Linked DNA regions of Homo sapiens: region 2 is linked to region 1. A link is a loop called in an ENCODE intact Hi-C map of the cell type or tissue named here. Cell type or tissue: HCT116. All regions are shown on one strand. Each heading gives the region's core, and the rest is flanking DNA. Links, peaks and the distances in the headings are about the cores only. Region 1 overlaps IGFBP7 (insulin like growth factor binding protein 7). Region 2 holds the start of LOC107986283 (a long non-coding RNA gene).

Region 1 (15,111 bases), core at 3,355-11,354:
GCTACTGTTTTATAGATATTTAACTTACGATCTATGTTAGTATAAGGGTAAAAATTGAGAATCAGCAACTCTGGTCATTTTATTGCTCTAGTTGAGTGGCTGAGTCAGAAACATAAAAAGGGCATACCCAAACATTGACCTGTTTGTACCTACAAACAGCTGAGGACCAATTTGTAAATAGGTCACAGTTAATCAAAATCTCTGCACTTGAATCTTTTCCAAATGCTAAACCATGCCCTTCTACAAACTGTGGAATAAAAGTAGTCATAGCTAGCTATGTCTAGCATAGTCCAGAGTCCCCTGAAAATCTTTTCAATGATCTGCAACAACAAAAGCCAGTTTCTTGGAATGGTTCCTAAACTCTTGTTATTTAAACCTTCATAGGAAAATACTAAACTGTGTATTTTGGTAGTGACATTGGTTCACTCAACTACTCAGCAGTTTGCTGATTACCTGCTCAACGCCAGGCGTTGGAACACAGGAAAGAACTAGAGAGAATCAATTGACTGGTCCTTAGCAGCACAGAGCCCACGATCTAATGGGGTATGCAGCAATTTCAATGCATTGTGAAAATGCTATGATAAGGGAGAGTCATGTAAGAACCAGGCCCACATTCTAAGTTGGAGGGGTTGGATTCAGGAGTGAAGAGAGGTGAGGAAAGGTCAAAGGAGGTTTGTCAAACAAAAAGGAAACTAATCTGAGACATACAGGATATCTAGGAGTTAACCAAGCAAAGCTACGGAGGGGTGGGAAATGGGGGGAATATTCTAGAAAAAAATGGCATGTGCAAAGGCTAGGGGCTAGGGAGGGCAAGACATGCTTGAGGAGCCACAGCAAGTTCATTATGGCTGGAGCTCAGGGTTCAGGAGGGATGTGGCAAGAAATGAGGCTGGGAAAAGCTACCCAGAGCCAGATCTTATCTATTCTGGATTTTACAGTTTAGTAAATGTATTCATTCAGGACCATTATCTTCTTTCTGGTAGTTAGAAAGTTTTTCTCAAGAGGAAGATGTAAATCTAAAACATTTCAAATCCCAGAGAGAAAACATTTTCTCTAATAGAAGGATTGCTGGACTCTACCCAGGAGTGTTTACTAAGTGTTAACATTGACTTTTAAAGTTTTCCTAGGATTCCTGCCATACAAGGTAATTCTATGCATATGGCATCTTTTTAATGATTTGCAAGACGAAACACAAAGCATATTTTCAAATACTGATTTTCACATTAAACACTGATTGAAAACATTAAAATCCAATAAAAAGGGCTCGGGTTCCCAGATCACTTTATTCTAAGATATGGGTAGGACTTCAGCCATTTGGCCACGATGGGGTTATCATCCACCCAGAATTCAGTAAAAGGAGGATGATTCCCACCTATTTGGGGTTGCAAGTCTAAGCTACTTATCCAGAACCACTCAGATAACACCTCAGAAACATTTCAGACCGGGTGCAAATAGTAAAGCCATGACACCGGTTTATGATTCCAGCAATATGTGACCTTTTCTCCAAAATATATTAATGCTTTTACTTTCTTGTTTTTCTTTCTATCTTGGTAGCTTGTAGACATAACTAATCTCCTTGGCTTGACATTGAAAACCTCTGTAATCTAGTTTGGCCTACAGTTCTTAAGATTCTGTTTTCTTCTCCGCAAACACCTCACTCTCCAACAAAGCAAAATGAGACACAACACTCCAGCCATACGGATTATGTAGACAGGTATCACGGTAGCATCGGGGAGGCCCTGGGTTTGGACTCAGAAAACCTAAATTCATGTCCTGCCCACCCCATTTCCAGTCTGTGTGACCTCGCACAAGACACTTAGTCCCACTGAACCTCAATTTCTTTATCTGTAAAATGACTGGCTTCTCTCACAAGATTGCTAGGAAAAACAAAATGAAGTAATGGCTATAAAAACTTGCTGTGAGGCTAGGTGCTGTGGTTCACAGCTGTAATCCCAGCACTTTGGGAGGCCGAGGCAGGAGGATCACTTGAGCCCAGAAGTTTGAGACCAGCCTGGCAACGTAGCAAGACCCTATCTCATTATTTTTAAAAAAGTAAAAATAAAAATAAAATTTATCTGGGAGGTGTAAAGCCCATTATTAATGTAAAGTATAGGAGTCCGCCCTCATCCATGGTTTTGCTTTCCAGTTTCAGTTATATGCAGTCAGTTTTGGTCCGAAAATATTACATGGGAAATTCCAAAAACAAACACTTTCTGGTTTTACATTCCACACAGTCCTGAGTAGCGTGATGAAATCTCACCCCATCCAGCTCTGTCCAGGCTGGGATGTGAATTTTTTCCTTTGTGTGGGTATCCACGCTGTCAACACCACCCACTCATTAGTCAGTCAGTAGCTGTCTCAGCTGTCAGATTGACTGTCATGGTATCACAGTGCTTGTGTTCCAAGAAACCCTTATTTTACTTAATAATGGCCCCAAAGCGCAAGAATAATAAATTTGGTTTATTGTTATAGTTGTTCTATTTTACTATTAGTTGCTGTTGTTAATCTCTTACCGTGCCTAATTTACAAAACAGATTTTATCAGAGGTATGTATATATAGGAAAATATTGGAAAAAACATAGTATTAATATATACTATTAATATATACTGTATAAAGTTCGGTACTATCCACAGTTTCAGGCATCCACTGGGGGTTTTAGAAAGTATCCCCTGAAGGGATAAGGGTGGACTATTGTATTTTTATTTTTCCTGCAAACGACACACAGTTTTCCCACATCTTGAACATACTGATCCCCTTGCCTGAAAGCCCATTTCCTCTTTCATGAATTTAGTTCTGACCTACTCAGTAAGAATTTTTTTTGTTTTTCAGAGACGAAATCTCGCTGTTGCCCCAGGCTGCAATCCAGTGGCTATTCACAGGCACAATCACAGGCACTACAGCCTCAAACTCCTGGGTTTAAGCAATCCTCCTGCCTCAGCCTCTCGAGTAGCTGGGACTACAGGAAAAAAAACTTTTTTGCCCCGTCACTCAGGCTGGAGAGCAGTGGCGCAATCATAGCTCACTGTAGCCTTGACCTCCCAGGGTCAAGCAATCCTCCTGCCTCAGCCTCTTGAGTAGCTGGGACTACAGGTGCACACCACCACGCCTGGCTAATTTATATTTTATTTTTTAGAGATGAGGTCTCACTATATTGCCCAGGCTCCCAGGCTGGTGTCAAACTCCTGGGCTCAAGTGATCCTCCCACCTCAGCCTCCCAAAGTGCTGGTGTAGCAGGCTGGATCTCCATAAACCCTTTGCTGTAATGAGGAATGTATAAGTTAAACATTAAAGCAGAAGTAGAAAACAATGGATAACGAACTGGGGTAACTGGTGCCTGAGTAAGAAAGCTCGAATGCAAAAACAAACCTATTAAAACCTTACCTGGACTTCCTCAACCTCAAACCTGATTGAGGGATCAAAGCGTGCACCAAGACCCACTTAAGAAACTTTCCTACCCACAGACCCATAGTTAAAATTAGATTAAGAAACACTCCCACAAGTAGACATAGAGCTTGAATTGTGTATATAAGCTAAAGGAAAACTTGTAACTTTGAGTTGATCTGGTGAGTTACTCTGACCTTCTTCCTGTAACTGGTTGCAAAAATAAACTCCCTCCTTTCCCAGTCTGTCTGCATCTTGTTATTGGACTCGAGAACAAGCAGCCAGACCTCATTTGTCTGGGAACTCTGGGATTACAGCCCAGGAGATTATTTTTTATATTTGTATTTCTATCGTAGGACCAGTTGCACTTCGCCTGTTTTATAATTGCATGTATAGTTGTCTTCACTTCCTGATTGTAAATCCCTATGGGACAGGAGTCCAACCCTAACATCTTTCTATTCCTCATGTGACCCAGCACATCACTTAGTTCATGATGGACTGGGACAAATTAATCCATTCCATGTTTTCACCTGCTTAATGCTATACAATGCTGAAATGTGATTTAGTTAGTTATTATTGTAGTCCTTTCTCACCTTTTAAACCATTTTCCATAGGAATTTCCCCTTAAGGAATTAATTCAACGAAGCAGTAGTACAAGTTAGTGCTCTAGATATAGGGATAGATATTAAAGTTGATGATGATTAGATGACATTTTTCTTTTTTTTGTTTTAAATATTCTTTTTTAAAAAAAGTTTATTTTAGGTTTGGGGGTACATGTGCAGGTTTGTTACATAGGTAAACTCGTGTCATGGAGGTTTGTTGTACAGCATATTTTATCACCCAGGTGTTAGGCCTAGTACCCAATAGTTGCCCTTTCTGCTCCTCTCCCTTCTCCCACCCTCCACCCTCAAGTAGACCCAGTGTCTGTTGTTCCCCTCTTTGCGTTCATGAGTTCTCATCATTTAGTTCCCGCTTGTAAGTGAGAACATGTGGTATTTGGTTTTCTGTTCCTGTGTTAGTTTGCTGAGGATAATGGCCTCCAACTCCCTCCGTGTTCCTGCAAAAGACATGATCTCATTCTTTTTTATGGCTGCATAGTATTCCATGGTGTATATGTACCACATTTTCTTTATTCGATCTGTCATTGATGGGCATTTACGTTGATCCCATGTCTTTGCTATGGTGAATAGTGCTGCAATGAACATTCCTGTTCATGTGTCTTTATGGTAGAATGATTTATGTCCCTCTGGGTATATATCCAGCAATAGAATTGCTGCATCAAATGGTAGTTCTGTTTTTAGCTCTTTGAGGAGTCGCCATACTGCTTTCCACAATGGTTGAGCTAATTTACACCCCTACCAACAGAGTATAAGTGTTCCCTTTTCTCCGCAACCTTGCCAGCATCTGTTGTTTTTTGACTATTTAATAATAGCAATTCTGACTGGTGTAAGATGGTATCTCATTGTGGTTTTGATCTGCATTTCTCTAATGATCAGTGATGTTGAGCTTTTTTTCATATGCTTATTGGCCACATGTGTGTCTTCTTTAGAAAAGTGTCCATTCATGTCCTTTGCCCACTTTTTAATGGGGTTGGTTTTTTCTTGTAAATTTGTTTAAGTTCCTTACAGATGCTGGATATTAGACCTTTGTCAGATGCATAGTTTGCAAATATTTTCTCCTATTCTGTAGGTTGTCTGTATACCCTGTTGATAGTTTCTTTTGCTGTGCAGAAGCTCTTAAGTTTAATTAGGTCCCATTTGTCAATTTTTGCTTCTGTTGCAATTGCTTTTGGTGTCTTTGTCATGAAATATTTACCTGTTCCTATGTCCAGAATGGTATTGCCTAGGTTGTCTTCCAGGGCTTTTATAGTTTGGGGTTTTACATTTACATCTTTAATCCATCTTGAGTTAATTTTTTCATATGGTGTAAGGAAGGGGTTCAGCCTCAATCTTCTGCATATTGCTAGCCAGTTATCCCAGCACCATTTATTGAATAGGGAGTCTTTTCCCCATTGCTTGTTTTTGTTAGCTTTGTTGAAGATCAGATGGTTGTAGGCGTGCAGGCTTATTTCTGGGCTCTCTATTCCATTGATCTAGATGTTTGTTTTTGTACCAGTACCATGCTGTTTTGGTTACTGTAGCCCTAATAGTATAGTCTGAAGTCAAGTAACGTGATGCCTCTGACATTTTTTTATGTTCCCTAATTATTAGGAATTGAACTTCTGTCCAGCCTGATTTAACATATGATGATCAGTATGTTCCAGAAAGATCTGTTCTTTAATCATCTTCTGAGCACATTACAAGCCATTGAGGAAAGCTAGCTAGTGCTAACCTTATGAAATATTTATGGAATTATTATTCCTTATTTTTTTGTAAGTTAAAATGCTCCTTGCTGATTAAAAAAAATTACCCACGACTTTTTTGTGAATGGGATTAATCTTCTCTCTCTCTGTTCCACAGACCATGACTCCCTGTTCTCCACAGAGGCCAAGCTCCCATGGATATGGGGTGGAAATTTGGAGACAGGTCAAAGTCATATGTATCCCAAGAGTCTTGTTCTTATTTTCTCTATTTGAGTTTACTTTGAGCTTTCTTCTCTTCAAGTGTCAGTTCAGCTGATGTACTGGCTCAGACCATAACCCTTTCCCAAGGACTAGGTAAACCTGGATTACTTTCTACCTCTTCCCCTTTGTTGACAAGCAGCTGGTGTTTGTGAAAAAGCATTGTCTTAGTGCTTGAAGTCTGCTGCCTTAGCCAAGTTCAGAGATCCATTCATTATCTTTGAAGTGCCCAGCTTCCTAAAAGGGTCACACATGTTGTTAAAGAGACTCCCTGAGAACATACCCAAAAAGCAAGGATGAGGGAGGCATAAACAGCAGCTCCAAGGCCAATTTCGGGAGTACTGAGAACATTTTCTTCCTCGTGCCTCTAAAGAATGAGTTTCCTACTTTTATGTATGGTTGCTCTGAAGAGGCGCCAAATCTGAAATCCCCTGTTTTATGAGGAAATTATTTTCATTTACATAAACAAAAGAATAAAATCTCCAAGGCCAGAACTGATGGTTGCTCTAGAAGAAATGCCTTTGGAAGTTCTACAATAAGCCCCAGGTTCACGTGACCGTTAGGATACTTTGCATGTAGTTTCTCCCAGTCCTTGTAAAGGCATAATGTCCTCACCTTTAAAACCCAATCTACGGATGGGTGCACTGGCTCACACATGTAATCCCAACGCTTTGGGAGGCCAAGGCAGGGGGATCACTTGAGCCCAGGAGTTCGAGACCAGCCTGGGCAACACAGGGAGACCCTGTCTCTACAAAACAAATTTTAAAAACTTAGCCAGGGATGGTGGTATGTGCCTGTAGTCCCAGCTACTTGGAAGGCTGAGTTGGGAGGATCTCTTGAGCCCTAAAGGACGAAGCTGCAGTGAGCCATGATCGTGCTACTATACTCCATCCTGGATAACAGAGTGAGAGCCTGTCTCAAAAAAAGAAAAAAAAATCTACTATAGAAATCATGAAAAACTCCTTTCTGTGTCTCCCTGCACTGTTAGGGAACTAATAATTCAAGTGAAATAAAAAACAAAACTCAAAAAAAGAAAGCACCATTAATTAAAGAAAAATAATCACTGCCTAAAATTAGCCAAAGTGCCAATGCAGAGATTTCTGATGTGAAAAATGCCAATAAGAGCAGAAAAGAGTATTTCCATGCCACTGCAATCTCCTTCTGTGAGGTAACATGTCCCACGTGCATTGGCATAGCTTTGCTTCACCTTGTTCCCATTTCTCACAGCTCACACCCAGCCAGATGGACTCCTCTGTCCCCCAGCCTGATAAAAGCAAGGGTGACTTGCCTTGCTAAATGGTAAATTCCTTATGCAAAGCCTTCCAGTTCTCACCAGGCAGGTCCTCCTCTCCTGTGATCAGAGAGACATCCCCATTTCCCTGATTTCAGAGCAGTGCTATTTGGCACTTTTGAGCCTCACTTGAACAGTCTGGCTGTTCCTGGCCCAGACTGTTTACTGCACCCACATCTAGCACCTTCTCAATTCCTCTTAGCACTCAGAAAAATTGTCTTGTAGCTGAACTCAAACACACAGTAATACTTATCCTAAGTACCCAAGACACACACACGAGAAGAACTAGCCCTACACTAGCGTAAGAGGAGCATTCTATTCCAGGTTCAGCCTTAGGGACGACACTAGAGAAAATACCAAAAATGGGAGAAGAAACACGAAATCCTGCTAGGAAGCTGAGAGAAAATCTGAGAACACTCAGCAAAGAATGCATGAGCAAAGGATGGGATAGATAACAGACAGCTTTTCAGTCTCTAGACATCACAAAACGGCTCAGAAAATGACCAGAGGGGCCAAGCTGGAGAAGAGGAAAACACTGAGAAAGAGCAGGAGGAGCTCAGTTATGCGCGGCTGGCTAACGTCTGGGGTTGTCTGCCAGGGAGTCACGGTGGCTGGGCTGTGACAATGGGAGTCCGGGGCCTGGAGGGTAAAAACATACGCAAGTACAAACGCCAGACGCCCGCCAAGCAGCCATCACGCCCTGCGCTCTGCTCCATGGAAGTCTGAAGGGGGCTATTCGCACACAGAGATCCCTTTATTCAACCTCCTCCTTGCCCGCTTAAAGCCAAACCGAATGTCTTAACAGAGAGGCAATCGGACCAGAAATGAGCAAAGGGCGGCTCCCAAGTTCGAGGGATTTTAGATAAGACCCATGCACTCCAGACACAGAGCCCCATCTCCATACAGAACAGTCAAGGGCAGGAATGAGGAGGGCAGAAGAGGGACAGGGTGCAGGTGGGAGATGACTGCCCTATTTTATGAAAATGGAAAGCAGTCCAGGAGAACCGCGATGACCCTGTCCACCCCCGCGTGATTGAAGTGGTGGCGGTGCTGGTGTTATCAGGTGTCTGTACCCTTCACCCAGAACCAGCCCACTGGATTTTCTCAATTCTCCGTGAATACTGGCACCTCCCAAGTAGTACTTGGCCTCTCACTCCCCAAAAAGACCTACGAACATAATTTCTTCTAATCTGTCCCCCTCTCCTCCTTTCTAACTTTCCACCTTCCTGTCTTCCTAATCATCTGAGTATCTCCTACTCAAAAACAATGTTTTAATTGAGTACTTCTACCTAGGGAGTTTTTTTTAAGATACCTGTACCAGACTCCACGCCCAGACCAGTGAGAAACTAGGAGTGCAGCCCAGGAATGGGCATTTTTTTCGACACACCCAGATGAGTCCAGTGTGCAGCCAGGATTGGCAACCACTGGATAAGATCCTGCAGGACAGAATCCTTCCTAGAGGCCAGTACCCGGTGGCTGAGGCTCTGCGTGTCTGCTGCCTATTTCTGCAGATGCCCCGCTATGAAATCTTTTCCAACCTGCATAGCCTTCTGGAGACTGAATAAACCTCTGCTTGGTAGCTCCTGGTCTAAGAGGGTCACCCTATACTGCACTGTCGGACCCCACAGGCACTTTCCAGTGCCGTCAGCCTCGCCTGAAGGATTTGCTGGGATTTCTAAAGTGTGAATCTTTTCCTTGGGCAGAGTGGTGCTAAACACGTGTCTGGTTCTCAGGGAGCTGAAGAACTTTAGTCTTCTACTGAAGACCCAAGGTGTTAAGTCTCCTGGTCCTCCTTGGTTGTCCGAGTGTACAGGGAACAGCAGAACTGGCCCCATTGTAGCATCCTCCCAGGGAGTTCAGGCCTTGGCCTTCAGCGTCGCAAAATGTTTTCAGGAGGAGGTTTAGCAAGTCCAGCTCTCCTGAAGTAGAAGATCACTTGGGAATCTCTTACATCCTCTTCCCCAGGGGCACATCTATTTCTTCTTCTTTTTTTTTTTTTTTTTTTTTTTTTTGTGAGAGAGAGCCTCGCTCTGTCGCCAGGCTGGAGTGCCGTGGTGTGATCTTGGTGCACTGCAACCTCCGCCTCCCAGGTTCAAACAATTCTTCTGCCTCAGCCTTCCAAGTAGCTGGGACTACAGGCACGTGCTACCAAAATTAGCCTGACTAATTTTTTGTATTTTTAGTAGAGACGGGTTTTCACCATGTTAGCCAGGATGGTCTCGATCTCCTGACCTCGTGATCTGCCCACCTTGGCCTCCCAAAGTGCTGGGATTACGGGCATGAGCCACCCCGTGCCCAGCCAAGCACATCTATTTCTAAGCAGATTGCTTAGAATTCTTGTTAGTCAGCGCAGGGCCTACGGATAGAGACTAAGCTTTAAAGATGGGTGAGCCTCCCTTACAGGTAGTTCAAGAAACCCTTCCTGATGTCTGAGGATACCAGGCACTGGGTTAGTATGTAGGGGCCTGAGAGTGGGCAGGGACTCCAAGATGAAGTGTCCTAGCCAGGCTTGGTGGTTGCTCACCTGTAGTCTCAGCCACTCAGGAGGCTGAGGCAGGAGGATGGCTTGAGCTTGGACTCCTGGGAGTCCAAGACCAACCTGGGCAATGTAACAAGATCTCATCCCAAGAAAAGAAGGAGAAATTTCCTAGGGAAACTCACTATCTAGGCTTCTAGGAATCCCAGAATCAGGTGTGACCATCCACGTGGTTAGCAATAAGTTTCCTATGGGAACTTCCCACCCAATTCAGTGCTTGCAGAATAAGAAAGCGCTAGCAAAAACATTTAATATCTTGTATTTAAGGTGAGTCATAGTCCAGACAGGACAGGCCCATGAGATGTGGAAAAAATGTGTTTCCAAGGCTATGTTAACATCACTAGGGAGTTTCGTCTCGGGAAAGCACTCTCTATAAAGTCAGTTCTTCCAGGTCCTCAAACCAATTCAAAACCTAGCCTGCTGATTCAACTTGTGTGGACCTCAGCCAGTCTGGTATTAGGATGATAGTGTAGGTATTCCAGCTTCCTAGGGGAGCTCTGCTGAATACGTTAGCTCATCCCTGGGCAATGTTGTTGGCACAGCCCCATGTTACCTCATCTATCACATGGTTACCAGAGCGAGCTCACCATCTTGCACACCTGAACATGGTTTCAAGTCCTTCATGGATTTGCTTCATGGCAGTAGCAGGGTCCCTTCAAGAATGACACCAGACCACATGTACCAGAACCACCATGGGCAAGAACCACACCCTGGAGTCAGACTCTTTGTCAGTACCCCACTTTTTTTTAATGCTAGACCCATACAAGGAAGGGGACAAGAATAAGAAAACATCATCAAGGGCCAGGTGCGGTGGCTCACGCCTATAATCCCAGCACCCTGGGAGCCCGAAGCGGGCAGATCACCTGAGGTCAGGAGTTCGAGATCAGCCTGATCAACATGGTGAAACTCCATCACTGCTAAAATTACAAAAATTAGCCAGGTGTGATGGTGTGTGCCTGTAGTATCAGCTACTCTGGAGGCTGAGGCAGGAGAACTGCTTGAACCTGGGAGGCAGGGGCTGCAGTGAGCCGAGATTGTACCACTGCACTCCAGCCTGGGCGACAGAGTAAGACTTCATTTCAAAAAAAAAAAAAAAGATAGAAAAGAAAGCATCATCAAATAAGAGATTTGTTTGCAAGCAACCAACACATTGCAAGAAGCAACTTTCTGTGCATGTTCTGTGGTCAATTCAAAATTACAGTGATAATTGTGAGATATCACAAGATTGACAGTCATCGTAGTGAGATATTTGAGTACTATGTCCACTTGAGAAAAACAGACTTCATGCTCCCTACGAAGATTCTCAGCATCAAAGATTGGACCCAAAACGAGGTGTCTTATTAATCCAGAGGTAACTAGCAATCAGCCAGGAACTCAACTCACAAGACCTGGGCACGCGGTCACCAGGGCAGCATTGTATTGAATGGTCTGCTCTTAGATGGACTGGCCCTGCAAATACGTGCCTGGAAGCTAAGCAAGGCCGTGCTATTCACTTATCTGCTTTACCTGGGGTGGGGTGGGGACGGGCCAGGTGGTCAGCAGTGAGCTGATGGAACTCCCTCTGGAGAAACTAGTGAGAGGGAGTGCCAAATCTGTCTTCCTTCCACCCAAAGGACCCCACATAGCCTTCCCAGGGCTAAAATGTCAGCTAGACAGTGCTTGCCTTGGCACTTCTGGTCTCCCCACTGGGGTTCAGTGCCTCCTCATGGCCCAGGTGATACCTGAAATTCAGCAAATTTAAACCCAAGTCCACCCTTTCCCCTTCTTCAATCCAGCACCTTCCTCAGACTGACACCCCTGCTTCTGTTCATGGTGCGGCAGCCTCCTGGAACCTTTGAGGCTCACAGCCTTTAAATCATGCCTCTCTTTCCTACATCCAGTCAGTTACTGGGTAGTGTTAGTTCTTCCTGAATAATCCCCCAAGTCTTCCCCTTTTCTCTGTCTTCTCATTGCTGCGACCTTGAGTTAGAGCCTTAATCCCCGCCATGTCCCATCCTGATGCGGAGACCTCCAAAATCATCTTGGGAAATGCCACTTGAATCATGACACTCCCACTTTCAGAGACACATTGGAGGGTGAGGCCCCACCTCATCTGCTTTCTGCTGTGCCCTACACCACACACGAATCCTCTTCCCGAGCTGGCCCGCATGCTCACTATTCAAGGCAGGCCAGCGTTTTCCTGCCTCTCCTCAGGCAGGTCCCTGTCTTTCACCTTCCTTGATGAAAGTCTAATTTCTGAAATGAAAAGCAACAGCTCATACTTACTGAATGTTTACCCCATGCCAGGTACTGTGCTAATGGCTGTATCTTGTTTGATCCTTTTGATGGTCTAATGACTGGGATACTATCATTCCATTTCACAGATGAATAAAGCAGGGGAAGTGAAATAACTTGTGCAATGTTGCATAACTCAGGAGTGGTAGAGCAGAATTCCTGATTCCAAGTCCACGCTCCAAAGTCACTATAGTCTATTACCTCCCAGCATTTTGTTCTTACTCTTAATGCGCTAAGCCTCCCCAACACCACCCCAACAGATTATATTTAGAGAAGAGGAAGCAGTTCTTACACACTTTTGCCCTAAACAGTGTTTGGCAGGGTCCCATTATTATAAACTATTGGTTCTTCATTCACACTAAAGTGGAAATGACTAACAGTAGCTTCCATAACTAGATGAATTTGCCTTAAACTAAAAGCCTGAGATTAAATCTGGCCTATGCTGCTTAAGCTGTTGTACTTTCTTCTCCTCCCCTGCTGTCCTCAGCCAGTACCCCTGAGACCGTGTGCTAGATTCCCATACCAGGGTTCAGCTGCTACATCATCCCGCCTCTGGAAGTTCCCTAAATGACTTGCCTTGGCAGATGGCTCTGCTCTTTAATTAGCCATACAGTTACTGCTTCCCCTTATTTAATATCAGGAAGCTTCCACTTGTTTCATCCCCTTCCCCATCTTGGCCATAGTGCCTTCCTACTATTCTTTTCCCGTTTTGTACTTTTGTGTGCTCCTGTTCCCTTTAATGTGTTATCAGAATCTCATCTCAATCTAGGGATTTTTGCCAAGTTGTCTGAACTCTCTATCTCCATATGTGGTATCTGAGGTCCTTCTTAAACCCTGATTTTCCCCTTATTTGGTATTAATGCACACACTATTTTCAGGACCCAGCATCAAGAGTCAAGGTGAGTGTTGTTTGCAAATCTATCATAACTCGGAGAAGTCCCCATACTCAAATGTCTTAGCCATGTTAGCATGTACTCAGCAAGAGGCCATGAACAGTGGCTCATGCCTGTAACCCCAGCACTTTGAGAGGCCGAGGAGGGAGGATCACTTGAAGCCAAGGGTTCGAGACCAGCCTGGGCAACAAAGCAAGACCCTGTCTCTACAAAAAAAAAAAAAAAATTCTTTTTTAATTAGCCGGGCATGGTTGCACTTGCCTGTAGTCCTAGCTCCTTGGGAGGCTGAGGCAGAAGGACCCATGAGACTAGGAGTTTGGAGTCTGCAGTGAGCTATGATCGTAGCACCATTGCACTCCTGCCTGAGTGACAGAGCAAGACTCTGTCTATAAAAACTTTTGAAAAGCCAGGTGCAGTGGCTTATGCCTTTAATCCTAGCTCTTTGGGAGGCTGAGGCAGGTGGATCACCTGAGGTCAGGAGTTCGAGACCAGCCTGGCCAACATGGTGAAACCCCATCTCTACTAAAAATACAAAAATCAGCCGGGCATGGTGATGGCTGCCTGTAATCCCAGCTACTCAGGAGGATGAGGCAGGAGAATCGCTTGAACCCACAGGGCAGAGGTTGCAGTGAGCCGAGATTGCACAACTTCACTCCTGCCTGAGCGAAAGAGCGAAACTCTGTCTCAAAAAAAAAAAAAAAAACTTAAATAAAAATAAAATAAATGTTCAGTGAGAACCATAATGTGAATAGTATAACCCAGCATGATTTTGGTGTGAGGATAATTGATAATCATTTTCTTCCAGCAGACCTACCCATCTCGGTGGGATTTGCTTCAAGTGATGTATATTCAAATTAATTTGCATCTCCTGGTCATATACTAATTGGTTGGTGAGTGGTTAGTAGCCAAGAAACACTGCTTATGGCAAGAGAAAGTCAAGTGAAAGATTAAAGAAAATCATGATTAATAATCTGCCAGCTGATAAATAAGATAGTTATAACACCACTTTGGTGAGGTGTACGCTTTTGGCCATGTGTACACTGGTGCATTTTCAAGACAGTGGCTATCTTTTCACTTCTGTTTGGCTAATCATGTTATGTTGTTCTGAAGTTACTGCTGCCCTATACCCACTTCACACAGCCTGAGCTCTGTCTCCTTCCAATGAACATGAAGATCTTTTGATTCCGTAGTTCCTGGTTCTGTTCTGATTCCGACAGGATGCTGGCATCCTCAATTAGGCCAGCTAAGGAAAGCATTAGAAAACAGTGATGCACTACACTCTGTGGAACTTACCGAAACCAACAGGATTTTAGAGAAGAAATAAGGGGGAGCCTGAAGCTGTCAGGCCGCAAAAAATGTCAAAGAGAAATGAAACTTCAGTCTTAGAATGTCAAATAAAGTGTGATAAGAAATAAGAGGAGGGAAGATATTCCAAGTAGGTAAGGGCATCAGCATAAGCAAAGGTGCTGGAAGGGGTAATGAACATGTAATGGTGGGTGAGCAGGACTGCTGGGAGCAGACAGTGAGTTTGGGTAGAAATGACATAGAAGAGTGAATTGGTAAAAATGGAAGAGATGATGGGCAAATGAGAAAGCAACGAAGCAAAAAATATATAGTACAATATGATATTGGAGGACAGAAATGATTATTGGGGGTAATTTGACTTTTGACCATTTCCCAGGCTTAATTCAAGTATATTTAGCTTTCAAACATGACTTCTCCTAATATCTTCTACACAGCTCTTTCAGATGAAAAAAAAATTGGCTAACTGGGTAAAGGGTGATACCTTTATAAGCTCTATTTTTTTAATCCCTGAGGAAGTGAACCATGTTATGAGTCACATACATCGTGTTTAGGTAGGTGAGGAAATGCATTGAACTGATTTGCAGAGAATGAGAGCTCCAGACCCAGACAGTGAGACTTCAGAACTTCATAAATGTCAAAGCATCTTTGACATCTATGTCCCAGCTCTAGGACACATTCATGATAGGTTCACTTACTTCCAAACCCAAAGAGGATATTCTTAGACACTTCCTAGTTTCTTCATCTTGTAAAAGTGGTTAAGTGGCTTGTCCAAGGTCTTTTGGCTATAAATTGTAGACAAGGATTCAGAGCCAAGTGTTCTGTCCCCAAGAATGCTTTTGTCTCTTTTTTTTAAATAGTAACATCATGAGG
Region 2 (15,111 bases), core at 4,031-12,030, 77 kb before region 1:
TCAGTAAAGTCTCTTGGTTAAAAATGGATTTGACATTATGGGATGTTAACCACTATTCTCTTTGAATTAATCTGCCTTACTCTCTTTGCTGATGGCTATGGGTGACATAATTAGGCAAGTACAGGATCACAGGACATGGGGAGCTTTTCTCTCCACAAAGGAAGAAACTTGAGAGCTTATGGGGCTGCTGGAAAAGATACCTTTGTGACTGACAAGCAGCTGCCTGAACTTTTGATTCACCGTCTCTGCAATGGGTAACAGTGGGTCTTTCTCTGGCCTCCCTGAGCTGCTCACCTTCCTCACCACACTGCAAGCAATGCTTTTCTCTCTCTCTTTCTCTCCTTTCCTTTTCCTAACTTTTCTGTTACTCAAGGAGGCCATCTGCTCTTCCATCTTACCCAGAGGCCACATTTTGAAACTCCTGGTTAGAGGTCATTCCACCCCACTTTGAATGGATTAAAGATAACAGGGCCCAACTCGGGGCAAGTTTGAGCCTCACCAGTTCAATATTGGGTGCTAAACAGGGTGGCTAATGTCTGTGTTTTGTCACATGTATTTTGCTCTGGCCAGAATGGGAAATGTGAATTTGGTTAACCCATGCAACCCCTTGGGTGGCATCTTGCAAACTTGATAGGCTTTTGCCTATGGTTCTATGAAACAGAAAAAGATGATTTTCCTTTGTGTTGCGGCTTGGCACCCAGGACTATAATGTGGCAAAAAGGGTCACTACAGGTGCTGAGGAAAAGGGAACCCAGAAATCTAGCATGCCAGCAAAAGGGTAAGAATTTCTTACCAGTCAGGTTTCTGGCCTCGCTCTCTGTGCAAACTGGTTGGGTGAATGGTAAAGAAATCACTGTTCACCTCCTCTGCAACGTTTTGAACAATGGGAAAAAATAATCTGTGAGTCTAGTGTTAGACTGTAACAAATCCGGTGGACTTTATGCTATGAATTTGTCTTTCTGTATCATTCTGTCATAAGGAGGGGTACCTTAGGATAGAACACAGGCCTAGGATCCCATAAGTCCACTGTCCAAGCCATCCCAGCAAACTGGTCAGTTACCAAATTTTGCTTCCCTGAAACAAACAAACAAAAAATTAGATGATATTTCCCTCTCATCTTGTCTTATGTCCTTAGGAGCTTGTCCTCATAACCACATGGCAGTACTTGCTCTTGGTCTCTGCCAAAATTCAGAGACAGGAATTTTGGAATTCATGTCATAGCTCTAAAAATTCTCTTGAGCAGTTAAAAGCCTTTGCAGGCTCAAAATTGGCTGCCTCTAGAGTCCTTCTGGGCAGGGCAGAGGAAACTGCCCAATGTTGTAGCTTAGGAGCTAAGGCTTTGTCTTTTCACAATGGCAGCCCAGGTTCCATTTTCAGCCTAGGAATGAGAACTTTCTGGTTGATATTTGTGTGACCTTTGCCATTTACTGATCCTCTTCCCCTCCATATACAACTTCTGACTTCCTGTCTTGGGTTTTCCTTTCTCTGAGCACCTGGGAGGTTACCTTTGGTAAAGTTCAAAAGCCAGAAATACTTGCTGTTTATTCTGGATAGACTTTGGTAATAAGATATTTGGTTAAAAGTCAGCTAAATTAAAAGCAATATACATGCTATACATATATTTTAAAGGCCTTTATGTTTTTTTCTCTTACTGGATCTTATTTTTCTGAAGAAAAAGTTTTTCTCTTCTCAGCTGACTTAATTGTTTTTCTCCATTTTGTCTTCTTGCCACTGTTGATGCACACATGAGAGAAATTATCCAAAGATAATTTCTAACAGCCTGAAACTCCTTGGGAAAAACAGAAGAGGCACCACAGACTCTGCCGGGGAGGAAAACACCATTTTCCTCATGAAACCCCAGGAATTGAAAGTGGATAGATCCCTCTCAAAATCTAAGGCTCTGTTCTGTTTTGCATTGCATTATCTGACGTCTTCAGCTTTGGAGAGTATCAGGAATTACTTCATATTATGAGAGAGTTTTGGTGTGTAATAAGTAGGTAGGAAATATACTTTTGAAGATGGCTGATATTAATAGCAGTTATGGGGGAATACTCAGCTCTTTGCACTTTTAGATCAGAGACACGTGCTCTTGGCCACCTGGAAGGTATGGAAACATCCCCCTTTTTCTCTTGAACAAAATTTTCATGTAATATTAAAAATAATAAAAGATTTTATTTGCCTTTTAAATAAACTATAGGAAAAAGAAAGGAAAGAAAAGAGATTGTTTGGAAAGCTAAGTCTTTTCTCTAATAATGAGTAAAGGTTATTGCCTTTTTAAAATTGTTGAGTTATCATTTTGGCTAAATGAATGACTTACAGTGACCTGAAATTCTATTTTATAGTACCAAGTCTTCTAAACCTTTGATATTTGACAAACTTTCCAAAATCATATTGTAAATTATGTCTTTTTCTGACCAAATAAATAATCTTTTAGATATTAAGTCCCCTAAAGTCCAAAAATGACTTACTATTTTTGGTTTATTTGGTATAAAATCATAAAAGAAGCATTGTCAAATATAAAATGGTGTTTGGCTTTCTTTGGTCTGTATTCATTAAATATGCTATTGGTATATATTCCAAAATTATGGGAAACTCCTATAATTCTGACTTAGTGTACATTATTTACAATTATAATTGTTATGTAAAGTTGTTGTATGCCAAAGAAGTAACCAAAATTTCTAGTCAATTGTGGCTTTAATAGTGGCTGCCCTAAGACTTTGTCATCCACAGACAATTGTTATCTTGTTTTGATCCTCTTTAAAAGGCAGTTTTATAATCAGCTATGGGACTCTGACAGGTGCTCTTGAATGCAGGTTTCTGATAACTTTGGAGATTGTGACATTAGAATAGAGAAAAATCTTTCAGGACTCTCATGGAAAGCTGAAATGTTCATGAATATCAAGCAGAACGGAGGTTAACTGCATGAACTTAACTAATAGAAGACTGAAATAATCCCTTTATAATTTTTTGCTTAAAATGTTACTGATTCTTTGTTTTGTTTTCAGAGAGAAGAAAAGTTTTCTTTTGAGCTATTTACAGCTTTTAACAATTGAGTAAAGTATACTTCTATAAACAAAATTGGAAGCGTATTTGTTTCTCTCTACCTGATTTCTCCAGAATCTGGAAACTATTTGTAAAGTATTCCTTTTTTTTTTTTTTTTTTTAGTTTCTTGAGACAGAGTCTTGCTCTGCCACCCAGGCTGGAGTGCAGTGGCATGATCTTGGCTCACTGCAATCTCCACCTCCCAGGTTCAAGCCATTCTCTTGCCTCAGCCTCCCAAGTAGCTGGAATTACAGGTGCCCGCCACCACACCAGGCTAATTTTTGTATTTTTAGCCATGTTAGCCAGCCTGGTCTCGAACTCCTGATCTCAAGTGATCTGCCCACCTCAGCCTCCCAAAATGCTGGGATTATAGGTATGAGCCACCATGCCTGGCCTATTTGTAAGTATTCTTAATTTATAGCAATATCGTTATTTGCATAGGTGTAATAATGATCTGTTTTCTTTTGTAACAGGACACAATTGGAAATGCTGATTATTTTATTAAGGCTTTTACTGGAATGGTATGCTTTCAGGTACAGACAGACTTGTTTAAAGAATCAAAGTTGACTTATAGAGCCAATAAAAGCCCCTTGAGAAAACTGGTCTCATTCTTTGTCTACACAGTCCCTGTACAGAGTTCCTGACCTGTGGTAAGTAAAGAATGTCACTTCCTGACAGACTTAGGAGCCCCAAGTTGTCTGGAGACCTCAAGAGAGAGGAATGTACCCAACTCATATAGGTATTTAATGGCACAAAGCCATGGCTGGGCTCAAGGCTTTAAAAAAAAAAAAAGGCTTATCTGAGATTCCTTATGGAACAGAGTTCCATCAGGGCCAACTTAAAAAGTCTATGTGAAAAATAGTTATTCTTCCTACACTTTATATAAATAATCAGGCCAAGTCTAAGACTAAAGCTTATTTTGCAAACAATTCAGTGCTATCATGATTTGTTTTTAATCAAAATGAGAACTGGGAAGAGAAAAAGTATGTTTCAAAAACCATGGTACACTTGTTATTAGATTCTAATCTCATCAGTTGTTTTTAAGTTTTTTCCTGCAATTTAGACTAACCCTGATTATTCCTGTGAATCAACCAGTGATCTCTGGCTGCAGCTCAGAAGAAACAAAAGGGATGGGTAATGTAAAAATCTAGATCAGTATTCTAATTCTGGCACACACTGGAACCAGCTAGCAACTCCATATCAGCTTGGTTCCCACAATTGCCCAGTTCATGGAAAGCTATTTAGTTTACTTGGGATAATTTTACTTATTTTGCTTTGCTGTTGTGGCATATATTGCTGTTGTACCCTTTGTAGGAATGTAGGATAAGCTTACTCAACATTTTCTTAAATTGAACACTTATTAATCTTCCAGATATCACCTTTTGTTGGAACTCAGAGTTATGAATGACCCTCAGCATATTGACACTTTCTGATTGAGTTCTTCTCTGTCCTAGATACAAATACCCTAATAGTTAGGCAGGATTATCATTGCCCCTATTTAGCCTGAAGAAGTTACAGAAGATGAGTTTTCATCCCTCTACAACCCTTAGGATTGAGGGTTCCCTTGTAAAAGGAAGGGGGGAAATATGTCAGAGGCAGTGACTCCATCTTGAATAGGGGCTGGATAAAAAAGGCTAAGAGCTGCTGCATTCCTAGGAGGTTAGGCATTCTTAGTCACAGATGAAATAAGAGGTGGACAGGACTGGTATCACAGGATACAGCTTACAAAAACCCTGCTGATAAAATAGGATGTGGTAAAGAAGCTGGCTAAAACCCACCAAAACCAAGATGGCAATGAAAGTGACCTCTAGCCATTCTCACTGCTCATTATATGCTATTTTTTCTTTTGAGACAGAGTCTCACTGTGTTGCCCAGGCTGGAGTGCAGTGGCATGATCTCAGCTCACTGCAGCCTCCACCTCCTGGGTTCAAGCAATTCTCGTGCCTCAGCCAAGTAGTTGGGAATCCAGGTGCACACCACATGTTTGGCTAATTTTTTGTATTTTTAATAGAGACAGGGTTTCTCCATGTTGGCCAGGCTGGTATCGAACTCCTGGCCTCAAGCAATCTACCTGCCTGGGCCTCCCAACGTGCTGGAATTACAGGTATGAGCCACCACACCCAGCCATTATATGCTTATTATGAATGCGTTAGCAATGCTAAAAGGCACTCCCACCAGCGCCATGACAGTTTACAAATGCAATAGCAACGTCCAGAAGTTACCCTATATAGTCTTTAAAAAAATGGAGGAACCCTCATTCCAGGAAATCTCCACCCCTTTCCTTAAAAACTGGTGAATAATCCACCCCTTGTTTAGCATGCAATCAAGAAATAACTACAAGTATACTCAGTCTAGCAGCCCATGCTACTGCTCTGCGTATGGGGTAGCCATTCTTTTATTTCTTTACTTTCTTAACAAATTTGCTTTCATTTTTAAACTAAAGAAAGAAAACGTGGTATATGGCCGGGCGCGGTGGCTCACGCCTGTAATCCCAGCACTTTGGGAGGCCGAGGCGGGTGGATCATGAGGTCAGGAGATCGAGACCATCCTGGCTAACAAGGTGAAACCCCGTCTCTACTAAAAATACAAAAAATTAGCCGGGCACGGTGGCGGGCGCCTGTAGTCCCAGCTACTCGGGAGGCTGAGGCAGGAGAATGGCGTGAACCCGGGAAGCGGAGCTTGCAGTGAGCCGAGATTGCGCCACTGCAGTCCGCAGTCCGGCCTGGGCGACAGAGCGAGACTCCGTCTCAAAAAAAAAAAAAAAAAAAAAGAAAGAAAAGAAAACGTGGTATATTCGCGATGGAGTTCCATTCAGCCATAAAAAGAATGAAATCATGTCATTTGCAGCAACTTGGATGGAACTGGAGGTCATTATGTTAAATGGAATAAGCCAGGCACAGAAAGACAAATATCACACGTTCTCACTCATACCTGGGAGCTAAAAAAAGTTGATCTCATGGAAGTAGAGAGTAGAATAATAGGTACCAGAGACTGAGAAGGTTATGTGGGGGTGAGGAGGGATAAAGAGAGTTTAGTTAATGGGTACAAACTTACAGTTCTATAGAAGTTAAAAGTTATAATATTTGATAGCAAAGTGGAGTGACTATAGTTAGCAACAAGGTGTATATTTCAAAATAGCTGGAAGAGATAACTTGAAATATTACCAACACACAGAAATGATAAATACTGGTCAGGCACAGTGGCTCACGCCTATAGTCCCAGCACTTTGGGAGTCCAAGTCGGTCAGATCACTTGAAGCCAGGAGTTCAAGACCAGCCTGGCAAACAGGTAAAATCCCATCTCTACTAAAAATACAAAAATTAGCTGAGTATGGTGGCACACGCCTGTAATCCCAGCTACTTGGGAGGCTGAGGCACAAGAATCACTTGAACCCAGGAGGTGGAGGTTGCAGTGAGCTGAGATCATGCCACTGCACTCCAGCCTCCATCTCAAAAAAAAAAAAAAAAAAAAAAAGAAATGATAAATATTCAAGGTGATGGATACACCAAATACCCAGACTTATCATTACACTTTCTATGCATGTAACAAAATATCACCCCATAAATATGTAAAATATTATGTATCCATTAAATTTTTTAAATGTACCTTAAAATAATGATGCCTAGATTTTGGAATTTTACCCAAAAAGTGTGATTTTAATTAAAAAAAAAAAACCTGGGGACTAATATAGGGCTAGTAATTTTCTATTTTGCCCAAAAAAAAGAATTTTTAAAAATCTGCTATTCTCATCATTTCATTAAAAAAGAACATTTTAACAACCAAAAAATAAGCAGATATTATCTCATAATGAAAAAAAAGTCTTAAATAGAACAATTTGGCTTTGCAAAAACTCACTAAATTGTGCCTTTCTTCCACCACTCTTCAGATAGTAGTGTGAACTTCATCAGGGACCAGCACTGCTGTGAGCACTAGCTTTGGAAAACACCAGCTTAGGGGTGGTAGAAAAGACAAAAATGGAGTGAGAGTAGACTGGTGAAGACAGAAAAAGAAATAAAGATTAGGAGTCATCAAACAATGATCCAGTAGAGCCATGGTTTGCAAGTTGCTTCACAGAAGATACTCAAAAGCAGCTAGCAAGGGGCGAAGCTGTGGGTCTCCAGCCTTCCTCTTCAGTCAGAGAGGCCTTACTCTTATTTGACGTATATTGGGATACCACCTTATCAGACTCACTGAGGCACATGGGTTCTCTGGGCTGGCTAATGGTTTGTGCCAATTCTTCAAATATTGACTCAACACATTTTTAGTGAGAGTAGGGAGAAACCAACTAACTTCACTTGAAAAAAAATATATACCTTCTCCTTTATGTTCAGAACAAGAGACAATTACATACACTTATCATTAACATAATATTTTGACTTATTTGCAATTGTCTTCCATTTCACTGATTTTCCATTTTTCCTAGCTACAAAGCACTGTTCCGTTATACCAAGTCCCTCAGAGTCACTAGGAATAGAAGCAGCTTACATGGCTTTTTCAGGGTGATTTTACTGTGTTTTGTTTTGCCTTTCTTGTTAACAAAACATTCTCTTTTCTGAAATATGTGTTATTATCCAGGTTGTGTGAGATTTTCCAAACCAGATACATTTTGGGAGGCATTAAGGGATTACAGTGCATATGATAGAGTAAATCATTTTTTCTCAGTAAGTGGGACTAAGTGATGTGTTGCTGGGTTTCAGAATTTCAGCTGACTGCAACTGCCAACTTCAGGCCTCTGTCAGCTACCTTGCTGGGACTGGTTGGGGCCAAATGAACTGCAGGCATGCTGGAGTCATCAAAACATTCAGACCAAATTGGCCCCCACCATCGAAGAGTGTTTTGCTTTTGTTTTTATTTTCACATAAGGGGCTCTACTTCATTAGGACCAAAAATGATATACATTTTGATGCTTTTTAAAATAATAGTAGGTGGAAACCTGAGTTTTAAAAGTGCCATATTTCTGATTTATTCCAGCATCTTTTAGCTTCTTCCTAGGAAGAAGCTCAGTTGATCTGCTTCCTAATCCAGATCTGTAAAATTCACTTGAATAAAGTGTTTGGCTTTTCAGTAAAGTTTTAAAACCGCAAAAGAACAGGTATGCACATCAGGGTACACTAGAGGGTTACAATAGGCAGTTGTAAAATGAAAGTATTTTGGAAGTCTCATATAGTTGTTAATTACCAACCTCATTCCTTGATGAGAATATTAACCAGACCAAACTGCTGTCATCCAGTGCTTGATCATCAATGGTTTGCTTTGGACTCCTGCCAAATATGGGGAAAAAAATGGGGCAAATGAAGGGAAGGAAGACACTGGCTGATGACTACCAGTACATCCTTTCTCTATCCCAAGGCAAATGAGACAGATGAGACTCGCCCACCCACCTCCACCTTTTCCCCCTAATAATAGTCCAAAATGCTCCCTATAGAAAATATGTGCAACAGCAGCAGTCTTCCTCTTCCCTGCACAAGTCTGCACCCATTTTTTGTGCTGATGCTGACAGTTCATTTGGTATACAGAAAGGACTCCACACAGGGAGACAGAATCAAGCCCAACTTCCTCTCCAATAACCTGAGAAGCCCAGACCCATTGGCCCACAGGTGGCACATGCATGTGGATGGGAGATCTGGTCCGGGAGGACTTGGCACTCACTGGAGCTGCCCTCTGAAGCTCATCCAACAATCCACCCTATTGAATGCAGGAGGTGTGGAGATAATGACTATTTCCTGAATGTCTTGCTGTTTAAACAGTCCTGCTGTGGTGTTTGGAGAAATTCAGGATGTTTTTGCATTCCAGGTGCTGTTGGAGCTGCCTAGCTAAGCTAAACACCCCACACAGGCACTGAGAACAGGTGGTGTCTGGCCAGACTGCTGGCAGTCAGGATGATGGTTGTTTTTCCTGTTCCAGCAGTTGGCAGAGGAATGCGAGCTTCAGTACAATCAGTAGCTTTCCATCCTCGAAAAAGGAATGTGTTCTCCCTGACACCACTGCATAAAGACACTCTATAGCGCTCAAAAGCCCTTTCTGAGACAGAACAAAGTCCAAAACCACAGACTACCATTCAGAATCTTCCTCAATTTATCCCTGTTTTTAAGCACTTTGGCATGCAAGATGCAAGATCCACTTAAGCGAGCTCAGGAGAGGGTGTGTGTAGGTGCGTGTGTGTGTGTGTATGTGTGTATGTGTGTGTGTGTAGAGATGTTATTAAAAGAATGCAAGGGAGGAAATGGCTCAAAGGAACCAAAAATTAACCAGGAATCACCTGTGGCTCCCTAAATCTCGAGGGACCACAAAGCTCCCCCCAACTCTAGTTCTGTCATGAGACACACATGCTCTAGTCAACTCTTTTCCTAATTTTTGCCTTGGACTCCATATCTATTAATCCCTGTCACATTCTTTCAAGGGTCTTCTCTGATCTCCCCCCAAGCCCACCATTTGATGACATCTGTTTCTCCTGATTACACTCGGTCAAAGGACCCTGTTTCATCCATTGCCTTTGTTATGACCTGACATTTTCTTATTTATTTACTTGTGCATTTTCCCATTTAAACCTAATGTCTGTGAAAGAAGGACTTTGCCTTGTACATCCCTGTATCAATAGGCCCTAGAACAGCATGAGGCAGATAATCAGCACTTATTAAATGCATGATGGTTCACAATCAGGGCCCTCTACTATGAAATTTCTATATTTGTTGGTTCAAATGCTCACATGAGACCATCTGATTGGTTCTCTTGCCAGCTAGATGATCTCCCCTGGGCATCTGAACCAACAAATACAGAAATTGAACCAAGGCTGAATGCTAAAACTAAACTGAAAACTAGTTCTAGCATTCAGCCTTGGTCCAATCTGCCATGTCAAGGAAGAAGAGTCAGAAGCTACCCTTTCCAAAGGTTATGAGAGGTGGTGAGTCTCCAGGGATCTACAGGTGAAGAAGACACTAAAACATGCCTCAGAGAGGACTCATCAGCCTTTGCAGAGTTATCTCCCGCAAGTGCATGTACAACACATCACTACCCCATTCCTGTGGGCTACTCAAAACCCCTGGCTCTGATAGGCACTCACATTTTTGTTAAGTCACCCTGTCTTCCCTGCTTCAGATCTTGTCTCAAACTGTTCCCTCCTTTCCAGAAAGCCTCATCCCAAACAGCCCTACCCCACTGTCATGCTATAGATGTTATAGCCTTATTTCAGAATTCAACTCAGATTTCATCTCATTCCCAGATCCTGTCATTCTAAATTAACCACTCCTTTTCCCAAAGTCGGAAACACCTTGGTTCAACCTCTGCTAAGGACTTGCTCCAGGCTTCTTTGCAAGAGAAAGGTAAGAATCAGATAATAAAATGCCACCCAAAGATCCTTAGCAGGGATAACCCAGAGATTTATTTACAAGAATGGGGCCAGAATCTGACACCCATTCCAGGTACAAGAGGCCATGACGAGCTGTGTTCCTAGCGAGGGTATGACTTCCTGCTGAAGGCCACTGGGCAGCTCAGCAACATGGGGAAACACAGCAAGGGCGATGAAGATCAACTTTGCCCTCTTAGCGGCAAGGAGAAGCCCAGTCTTTACCTAAATGCTGGCTGTTTCTAGATTTCACCCCTGAGACCAGTGGTTCACAAAACTGGCTGCATGTTAACATTCCCTGGGGTGCTTTTTAAAACTCTCCACATCCTGAGAGAAACCTTAAATGCATACTGCTAAGTGAAAGAAGCCAACCTGTAAAGGTACATGTGCTGTGATTCCAACTCTGTAATATTCAGGAAAAGGAAAAACTATGGAGACAGCAAAACGGATTAGCAGTTGCCAGGGGTTAGTGGGGAAGGAAAGATAAATAAGCAGGCACAGGGCATTTTTAGGGCAGTGGAAAGAGTTTGTATGATACTATAATGGTGCATACATGTCATTATATATTTTCCCAAGCCCATAGAATATAAAACACCAAGAGTGGACCCTAATGTAAACTATGGATTCTGAGTGATAATGATGTGTCGATGGAGGTTCATCAATTCTAACAAATGTACCACTTTGCTGGGGGATGAAAAATATAATATATGCCTGGCCCACATTCATGTCATATTGCCATCATCATAGTGCCTTTGCCACTCATAGCTTTCTATAAATGCAGAGGAGGCTAATGCCTGTGTGGGGAAGAGGGTATATAAGTACTCTCTGTACTTGCTGCTCAATCTTGCTGAGAACTTAAAACTGCTCTAAAAAATAAAATCTATAAATATATCTACACACCCAGATCCTGCCCTAGATATTGTAAATAAATTACTCCAGGGTGGGGCCCAGGCTTTGAGAACCACTGGCCTGGAGCTATATCAAAACATATCTGTCTGGGTATGATGGCTCACACCTGTAATCCCAGCATTTTGGGAGTCAGAAGCAGGAGGATCACTTGAGGCTAGGAGTTTGAGACCAGCCTGGGCAACGTAGCAAGACCCCATCAGGTGAGTGGCACACACCTGTGGTCCTAGCTACACAAGAGGCTGAAACAGGAGGATTGCTTGAGCCCAGGAATTCAAGGATACTGTGAGCTATGATTGTGCCACTACACTCCAGCCTGGACAACAGAGCAAGACCCTGTCTCCTAAAAAAACAGAAAGTATCATAAGAGAAAGACAGACAAGAGCTTTGCTTCCAAAGAGGCCTAAGCAGGAATCCCAACTCCTCTTTACCACCTTTGCCATCTTCCACAAGTCAGTTAAGGCTTCCTTTCTGTGCAAGTAAAGTGCCAGTAATTCCTACTGCATATGATTATTGTAAAGATTAGAGAAAACATGTGCAAAATTCCAGGTACATAATAAACCCTCAATAAAATTATGTATACATATTATTAATTCCTCCCAACAACCCAATAATACATATTATTAATTCCTCCCAAAAACAATATGTTTTAAACATGTAAGGCAATGTTGCCTACACAACAAAATATTAGTGCTTTAAGAAAAAGAGGTCCTTTTTTTTTGTTTTTGTGTAAGCCACCTCAGCCTATTCATATGATGAAAGTTGTTTGGCAGGCCAGGTGTGTACACTCCTCTGCAAATCAACATCTCCAGATTCTAACTTTTTATTGAGGCAATAGCCCCCTTAAAAAGTGAATTCATGTCAGCCACTATAGACCAGGAGGCAGCTATTCCGCTACAAAGCAATTGATGTGGAAGTCAGTAACTGTTCTTGAATACAAATACTGCACCTATAGAAAGCTATGGGTGGCAAAGTCACTATGCGAATATGACATGAATGTGAGACAGGCATATACTACATTTTGTATATGGAAAACAACCATCATGCACAAAATCAAAAAGAAAGAAAAATGTCTTTCCTGCTTATTGGCAAAATCATAGTATCTAGTTTTCAAAGTCCATTAAAGAAATGCTTCTTGACTTTCTCACTGTGTGTATTAGTCTGTTCTCATGCTGCTAATAAAGACATACCCAAGACATGGTAATTTATAAAGGAAAGAGGTTTATTGGACCCACAGTTCAGCATGTCTGGGGAGGCCTCACAATCATGGCAGAAGACAAAGGAGAAGCAAAGGCACATCTTACATGGTAGCAGGCAAGAGAGCTTGTGCAAGGGAACTCCCATTTATAAAACCATCAGATCTCATGAAACGTATTCACTACCATGAGAACAGTATGAGGGAAACCACCCCCATGATTCAATTATCTCCACCTGGCCCTTCTCTTGACAATTCAAGGTAAGATTTTGGGGGGGACACAGAGCCAAACCACATCATTCCACCCCTGGCCCCTCCAAAATCTCATGTCCTCACATTTCAAAACCAATCATGCCTTCCCAGCAGTTCCCCAAAGTCTTAACTCATTTCAGCATTAACTCAAAAGTCCACAGTCTCATCTGAGATAAGGCAAGTCCCTTCCGCCTAGGAGCCTGTAAAATCAAAAGCAAGTAAGTTACTTCCTAGATACAATTGGGGTACAGGCGTTGGATAAATGCACCCATTCCAAATGGGAGAAATTTGCCAAAATTAAGGGGCTATAGGCCCCATACAAGTCCAAAATCCAGCAGGGCAGTTAAATCTTAAAGCTCCAAAATGATCTCCTTTGAACTCCATGTCTCAGATCCAGGTCACACCAATGAAAAAGGTGGGTTCTCATGGTCTTGAGCAGCTTCTACCCTGTGGCTTTGAGGGGTACAGCCCCGCTCCTGGCTGTTTTCGCAGGCTGGCATTGAGTGTCTGTGGCTTTTTCAGGCACACAGTGCAAACTGTCAATGTATCTACCATTCTGGGATCTGGAGGATGATGGCCCTCTTCTTACAGCTCCACTAGGCAGTGCCCCAGTGGGGACTCTGTGTGGGAGCTCACACCCCATATTTCCTTTCTGCACTGCCCTAGCAGAGGTTCTAAATGAGGGCTTTGCCCCTGCAGCACACCTCTGCCTGGACATTCAGGTATTTCCATACATCCTCTGAAATCCAGGCAGTATTTCCCAAACCTCAATTCTTGACTTCTGTGCACCCACAGGCCCAACCCCACGTGTGAGCCACCAAAGCTTGGGGCTTGTACCCTCTAAAGCAGCAGCCTGACCTTTACGGTGGCCCCTTTTAGCCCTGGCTGGGACATAGGGCACCAAGTCCCAAGATTGCACAAAGCAGCAAGGCACTGGGCCCAGCCCAGGAAACCATTTTTTCCTCCTTAGCCTCTGGACCTGTGATGGGAGGGGATGCCATGAAGACCTCTGACATCCCCTGTAGACATTTTCCCCATTGTCTTGGCAGTTAACATTTGGCTCCTCATTACTTACGTATATTTCTAGAGCCAGCTTGAATTTCTCCTCAGAAAATGGGTTTTTCTTTTCTACCACATCATTAGGCTGCACATTTTCTGCTCTTCTTCCCTTTTAAACATAAGTTCCAATTCCAAACCATATCTTTGTGAATACATAAAGCTGAATGCTTTTAACAGCACCCAAGTCACCTCTTGAACACTTTGCTGCTTAGAAATTTCATTTGCCAGATACCCTAAATCATCTCTCTCAAATTCAAATTTCCGCAGATCTCTAGGGCAGGGGCAAAATGCCATCAGTCTCTTTGTTAAAACATGGCAACAGTCACCTTTGTTCCATTTCCCAACAGTTTGTCATCTCCATCTGAGACCACCTCAACCTGGACTTCATTGTCCATATCACTATCAGCATTTTGGCCAAAGCCATTCAAAAGTCTCTAGGAAGTTTAAAACTTTCCCACATCTTCCTATCCTCTTCTGAGCCCTCCAAACTGTTCCAACCTCTGCCTGTTACCCAGTATCAAAGTCACTTCCACATTTTCAGGTATCTTTACAGCAGCACCCCACTCTACCAGTACCAATTACTGTATTAGTTTGTTCTCATGCTGCTAATAAAGACATATCTGGGACTGGGTAATTTATGAAGAAAAGAGGTTTAATGAATTCACAGTTCAGCATGGCTGAGGAGGCCTCACAATCACGGCAGAAGATAAGGGAGAAGCAAAGGTGCATCTTAGATGGTGGCAGGCAAGAGAGCTTGTGCAGGGGAACTCCCATTTATAAAACCATCAGATCTCATGAGACTTATTCACTAACATGAGAACAGTATGAGAGAAACCACACCCATGATTCATTGATCTTCACCTGGCCCCACCCTTGACATGTGGGGATTATTACAATTCAAGGTGACATTTGGGTGGAGACACAGCCAAACCGTATCACTGTACTTGACCCTCTTGCCTCCCAAAACCAAAATGATATCTAAAATACAATGGGGGCTGGCACCATAGCTCATACCCATAATCCTCACACTTTGGGAGGCCAAGGTCACTTGAGGCTAGGAGTTCAAGACCAGTCTGGGCAACATAGATAGACCCCCCCATCTCTACAAAAAATTTAAAAATTAGCCAGGCATCATGGTGCATACCCATAGCTGCAGCTACTTGGGAGGCTGATGTGGGAGAATCACCTCAGCCCAGGAGTTCAAGGCTGCAGTGAGTGATGATGGCACCACTGCACTCCAGCCTGGGCAACAGAGTGCAGTGGTGTATTAGTCCATTTTCACACTGCTATAAAGAACTACCTAAGACTGGGTAA

Evidence for each region. A loop is a pair of places that touch in the nucleus more often than their neighbours do. Peaks named below come from ENCODE experiments on the same cell type or tissue, not always from the same donor. Only the 100,000 strongest peaks of a DNase experiment are listed, where the experiment ranks them.
Region 2: a loop joins it to region 1, with 2.3 times the contacts of the local background. A loop is called at or near these places in 2 of 110 quality-filtered maps.

Annotation. Positions count from the first base shown.
Region 1 is chr4:57,048,774-57,063,884 of GRCh38, reverse strand. The region is part of intron 1 of IGFBP7 (insulin like growth factor binding protein 7); the gene reads left to right. Among named protein-coding and RNA genes, the nearest start is that of IGFBP7-AS1, 53 kb to the left of the region's middle. In HCT116, for the core only: no CTCF peak of the experiment used is centred there; no DNase peak of the experiment used is centred there; H3K27me3 peaks cover 2,527 bases.
Region 2 is chr4:57,126,114-57,141,224 of GRCh38, reverse strand. All of the region lies in intron 1 of IGFBP7-AS1 (IGFBP7 antisense RNA 1), which reads right to left. LOC107986283 (a long non-coding RNA gene) reads right to left here and starts at 8,885. Exons shown (of 3, transcript XR_001741705.1): 1 at 8,226-8,885; 2 at 989-1,074; 3 at 30-866. In HCT116, for the core only: no CTCF peak of the experiment used is centred there; no DNase peak of the experiment used is centred there; H3K27me3 peaks cover 3,135 bases.